Linked DNA regions of Homo sapiens: region 2 is linked to region 1. A link is a loop called in an ENCODE intact Hi-C map of the cell type or tissue named here. Cell type or tissue: heart left ventricle. All regions are shown on one strand. Links, peaks and the distances in the headings refer to the core of each region. The heading gives the core; the rest is flanking DNA.

Region 1 (2,804 bases), core at 91-2,590:
AGATCAGCAGCAGCGTTAGATTCTCTTGGGAGTGCGAACCCTATTGTGAACTGCCTATGGGAGGGATCTAGGTTCCGCGCTCCTTGTGAGAATCTAATGCCTGATGATCTTTTACTGTCTCCCATCACTCCCAGATGGGACCATCTAGTTGCAGTAAAAGAAGCTCAGGGCTTCCACTGATTCTACATTATGGTAAGTTATATAGTTATTTCCTTATATATTAAAATGTAATAATAATAGAAATAAAGTACACAGTAAATGTAATGCACTTGAATTATCCTGAAACCATCCCCATGCCACCCCCCTGATTCATGGAAAAATTGTCTTCCACAAAACTGATCCCTGCTGCTCTGTGGTATCAGTTTGCTTTCTTTCCTACATAGCCATTATTTGTAAGTAAATTAATGTCCTCTCCAGCAACAGATGTTGGTTGCTATCATTAACATAGTAGGTGTTTGCAAGGCTTTTTTTTTATGACGATGATGATGGTAATGATGATAAATATAGTGTATGATATTATGCAGATGTAGATACTCTCATTTTTTTCCTGTTGTTAATGAGGGAATGTTTTTGCATTGCAAACAGTGAGGACAGAAACTATGTCAGTGTCTGTCTAAATTGCTGCGTGGAGTCTCACAACAGACAGGACTTTAATCGCCAACAGTGTGGTATATCTGTCGAGTGGAGTAGAGGAAGGGCTAGAGCCCTGGAGTTCAAGTGTAATCCCCACACCACCTGAGAGTCCAAGGGAGCATGAGGCTATTTGATACCTTGGTTTACTCATCTCTAAAACAAGGTCCCTGTGTCAAATGGGCCAGATGATCTCCAGATCTCTCACTGACCAGTGGGGCTTGCCGTCCACCCTCTATTTGACAGGTGAGGGCACCGATGGCACTGACTTGGGCAATGTTTAATTGACTTGCTCAAGGTCAAGATCAGCAGAGCTAGAAGTAGAATCCAGTTCTCTGGCACCAAGTCCCGTGCTCTTTCCACTTCCCCGCTCATAATTTCAGGGTGGTCCGAGGCAGTATAAGAGGCTAGTGAAATGTTAGAGTTTTGAAGAAAACTGAAGTAGTAAGGCAGTGTTAAGAAAAACAGGGAATCCTCTAGGTTTGGTCAGAGTTCATCCAGGACTTGCCCAGAATGCTTGAGCTCCCTCAGGAACACCTGGCTGTGATCCACAGCCCTCCAGGTGTCTTTTCATTTCTCCCCCAACCATTCAGAGGAACTGCTGGCCTGAGGATGCCCCAGGAACAGCCCCACTCCTGGCCTGTGGGGAGTTACCCCTGAACAGGAGCAGCTCCAAACCCAGCTGTCTAGAGCGGGACCAGCCTCAGGGCTGGGAGGAGGGCTGGGGCCCAAGCAATGCGGTCTGCGCTTTGTTTCCCTTGCCGTGGCACTGCCAAGACCTGCAGTACACGCCCCCAGTCATCGTTTTGACAACCCCAATATCTCCCACACTTCCCTCTGTCTCCAGAGCCTTTTTCTGAGGCTATTTATTACTAAGTACAGAACAGTCTATAAATAATTTTCATGTCAAAAGAAAAGTACCTGTGCTAGAGAGTTACAATGATTCCAATTAATTTTATGACCATTTTTATCATTGGAGTTTGGAAACTTGGAGTGGAAATCCAGCAATATTGCCAACTTTTGCCTGGTATGAGTGGAGTGGCATTTTTATTTCACCCTGTATGCCAGCCCCTTGCCACTGTCTTCGTTTCTTCAGTTTTCTTGAAGCAGTCATTTTGAAGAGATAAACAATGTATGTAAAAAATTACATGGAACCTGCAAACACACTTGAGACTAAAATGCGGAGCTGCTTCTAGATATGCATCCTAGTGAGCCACTGAAAGTACTTTGATGATTTAGTTGCCGCACATAAATAAAATATTCAATTAAATTAAAAAACATACTTTTTTTATTTTTTTATTTTTTTAGTATTTATTGATCATTCTTGGGTGTTTCTCCGAGAGGGGGATTTGGCAGGGTCACAGGACAATAGTGGAGGGAAGGTCAGCAGATAAACAAGTGAACAAGGGTCTCTGGTTTTCCTAGGCAGAGGACCCTGCGGCCTTCCGCAGTGTTTGTGTCCCTGGGTACTTGAGATTAGGGAGTGGTGATGACTCTTAACGAGCATGCTGCCTTCAAGCATCTGTTTAACAAAGCACATCTTGCACCGCCCTTAATCCATTTAACCCTGAGTGGACACAGCACATGTTTCAGAGAGCAGGGGGTTGGGGGTAAGGTTATAGATTAACAGCATCCCAAGGCAGAAGAATTTTTCTTAGTACAGAACAAAATGGAGTCTCCTACGTCTACTTCCCTCTGCACAGACACAGCAACAATCTGATTTCTCTATCTTTTCCCCACATTTCCCCCTTTTCTATTCGACAAAACCGCCATCGTCATCATGGCCCGTTCTCAATGAGCTGTTGGGTACACCTCCCAGACGGGGTGACTGCTGGGCAGAGGGGCTCCTCACTTCCCAGACGGGGCAGCCGGGCAGAGGCATCCCCCACCTCCCTCCCGGACGGGGCGGCTGCCTGGCGGAGGGGGGGCTTCACTTCACACATGGGGCGGCTGCCGGGCGGAGGGGCTCTTCACTTCTCAGACGGGGCGGCCGGGCGGAGACGCTCCTCACCTCCCAGATGGGGTGGCGGCCAGGCAGAGGCACTCCTCACATCCCAGAAGGGGTGGCGGGGCAGAGGCACTCCCCACATCTCAGACGATGGGCGGCCGGGCAGAGACGCTCCTCACTTCCTAGAGGGGATGGCGGCCGGGAAGAGGTGCTCCTCACTTGCCAG
Region 2 (2,804 bases), core at 290-2,789, 740 kb after region 1:
CACTTTCACCTCATGCCCCCGTCATCTAGCCAAGGCTGTGGCAGAAGCCTCCTCTCAGGTCTCTCTGCTTCTGCTCTTGCTCACTCTACACCTCCTCCATTCTCCCAAGAGTAGCATAAATCAGACCCATCCCACTGAGGGACTCTTTTGTCCCTCAACAGCCCACCCGAACCCTAGTTCACAAGGCCCCAAGTGACGAGGCCCAGTGCACCTTCCACCAATGCTCCGTCCACACCAGCCTCCTTCCTGTCTCCACCTCAGTGCCTTTGCCCTTGCTGTTTCCTTGGCCTGGAGTGCTCCCTCTCTAGTTCTTTGCATGGCTGAGTCCTTCTCAACCTGGCCACTTCAGCCTCCTGTACTCTTGAAACAGTGCTCCAGCACAGTGCCGGGCTCAGAAAAACCACCCCAGAATATTTGTTGAATAGATGAATAAATGGAGGGGGAAAATAAAAGAACGATAGAACCCACAGAGCTTATCTTTTTATTAGTAACTGCCCTTTCAGAAAACTTTGTTTTAGCTTTAGCTTTAATACATTTCTGCCACTTACCAAGAAGAATATGTTTTTATGAATCTAAAAATATTTTTCAGCATTATTTTCTTCTTCTAGTGGTGACTGCTCTTGACATTCTTTAGATAACTCCATATTCATTCATTCATTCATTCACTCACTCACTCATCTATATGTGTATCTGTTCTCAAAGTTCCCAGAGGCCCAAGCTAAATGGTATCTACATCATCACTTCCCATGGTGCTTTCTTTCATCACTATTTACTGAGAGATCCCAAAGTATTTTAGAGAGAGCAACCAGTTTATTGGGTGAGAGGGACTATTAGCCCCTGATTACAGGTGAGGAAACAGGGCCCAAGAAATGGTAGAGGGAATGAACTACAGAAATGGGAGTGAGAGGAGTACTTAGGATTTCAAGTTCCCTCTTCCAACCTAGGTCTGAAGGGGGTCCTTCCAACCTGGCTATCAGGACTACAGAGCGGCCCTTTGCTTCCACTTCTCTCCTCCCACTGACACCATCTCTCTCTATTCCTGGAAGAGCACTCCAGCAGAGGGAAAAGTATCTGGAAATACTGAGGAACCAAAAGAAGATGAATCCGTGTGTGCCACTGAACCAAAGAAGTTTAGGAAGTATTGAGTCTGGGTGTGGTATAATCCCAGCACTTTGGAAGGCTGAGGTGGGAGGATTGCTTGAGCCCAGGAGTTCGAGACCAGCCTAGGCAACATGGTGAGAACTCTGTCACATTAAATAACTAAATAGATAAACAATCCAGGAGTTTAAAGACATATTAAGCTTTTTAAGAAACCACTATTACCCTTTTCCCATAAATTAGTGCTTTTCTTGTGTTTTGAATTCTTGAATATGCAATGTAAAACAATATATAGCTTTGTTTTCTGACTTTAAAATAGTACATGTTCATTTTACTTTGATTTTGGAAAATATAAGAAAGACAACGAAAAACTAAAGATACTAACAATATCATGGCACAGGAATAATCACTATTAATATTTTAAATATTTCCTCCAACTTGTCGTAATCGTATTAGACTTCTTATCTCTATCTTGTTTAATTCTTTATCCTCCCTATTCAGATACTCCATAAATGAGTGAATATATAGTTTGGATATTTTCCCCAAAGTGGGTTCATACTTTATATACTGTTTGTGACCTACTATAAAATCTTAACACTGTATCAAGAACATTATTTCATCTGATAACATCTTTTCCTATAAAATTATTTTTGATAATTTAAAACAATTTTTATTGAAATAATAATTATATTAATTTCTTTAACATATGGCTGCCTAACATTCTAATATACAGGTACATCATAATTTTTTAAGCAATCCTCCATTATTGGAACATTTAGATATTTTTTGCCTTTTTTTTTGCATTACAAATCACACTACAAGGAGCATCACTGCCATAAATCTTTGTGGGTATGTCTGGTTATTTCTACAGCATCCATTCTTGTAGAACGGGGCAAGGGCTACAGATATGTTATTTAAGGTTTGTGATCTGTATTGACAACTTGTCCTCTAAAAGGCTGTCCAATTTATACTTCCCAGTAATGAGGCATAGTAGATGTCTTCGTTTTTGCCTGGAGTCAAATGCTTTTGGAGTATTAGTTACGTTATTTCAGTGTAAAATGGTATTGAAGCAAGATGGCTTTTACCACATTATTTCATATGCTTCAGCCTGATGATAACTAAATTCTTCCAAGTAGTTGCATTTTTCATTTGCTTATTTATTTAATTATTTTTGAGATGGAGTTTCACTCTTTTTGCCCAGGCCGGAGTGCAATAGTGTGATCTCGGCTCACCGCAACCTCCGCCTCCCGGATTCAAGCAATTCTCCTGCCTCAGCCTCTCGAGTAGCTGGGATTACAAGCATGAGCCACCACGTCCGGCTAATTTTGTATTTTTAGTAGAGATGGGGTTTCTCCATGTTGCTCAGGCTGGTCTCGAACTCTTGACCTCAGGTGATCCACCTGTCTCAGCCTCCCAAAGTGCTGGGATTACAGGTGTGAGCCACCACACCTGGCCTTTGCATTTTTCTTATAAAGAGAATGTTTGCTGCTAGTGCATCTTCCTGTCAATTAGACAGTAAACTCCCAGTCCCCCAGTCATAGAGGATGTGTGTTTCTTTGCAGATTTTCAGTTATCCTCATAGTCAAACTTTTGGTGATTCCTGGTTATAGCTCAGATGAACACTGCTGATGGTATCTGTTGCCAGTTCCCCTCTTGCAAGAGGCTGAGCTCCTGAAGGATCTCAAAGTATCTTTGGAAGAACACAG

The links. Peaks named below come from ENCODE experiments on the same cell type or tissue, not always from the same donor. Only the 100,000 strongest peaks of a DNase experiment are listed, where the experiment ranks them.
Region 2: a loop joins it to region 1, with 3 times the contacts of the local background. A loop is called at or near these places in 4 of 110 quality-filtered maps.

The regions. Positions count from the first base shown.
Region 1 is chr4:52,992,530-52,995,333 of GRCh38, reverse strand. The region is part of intron 5 of SCFD2 (sec1 family domain containing 2); the gene reads left to right. Among named protein-coding and RNA genes, the nearest start is that of SCFD2-AS1, 67 kb to the right of the region's middle. In heart left ventricle, for the core only: no CTCF peak of the experiment used is centred there; DNase peaks (open chromatin) are centred at 1,315 and 2,548; H3K27ac peaks cover 730 bases.
Region 2 is chr4:52,253,712-52,256,515 of GRCh38, reverse strand. No RefSeq gene overlaps it. Among named protein-coding and RNA genes, the nearest start is that of SPATA18, 200 kb to the right of the region's middle. In heart left ventricle, for the core only: no CTCF peak of the experiment used is centred there; no DNase peak of the experiment used is centred there.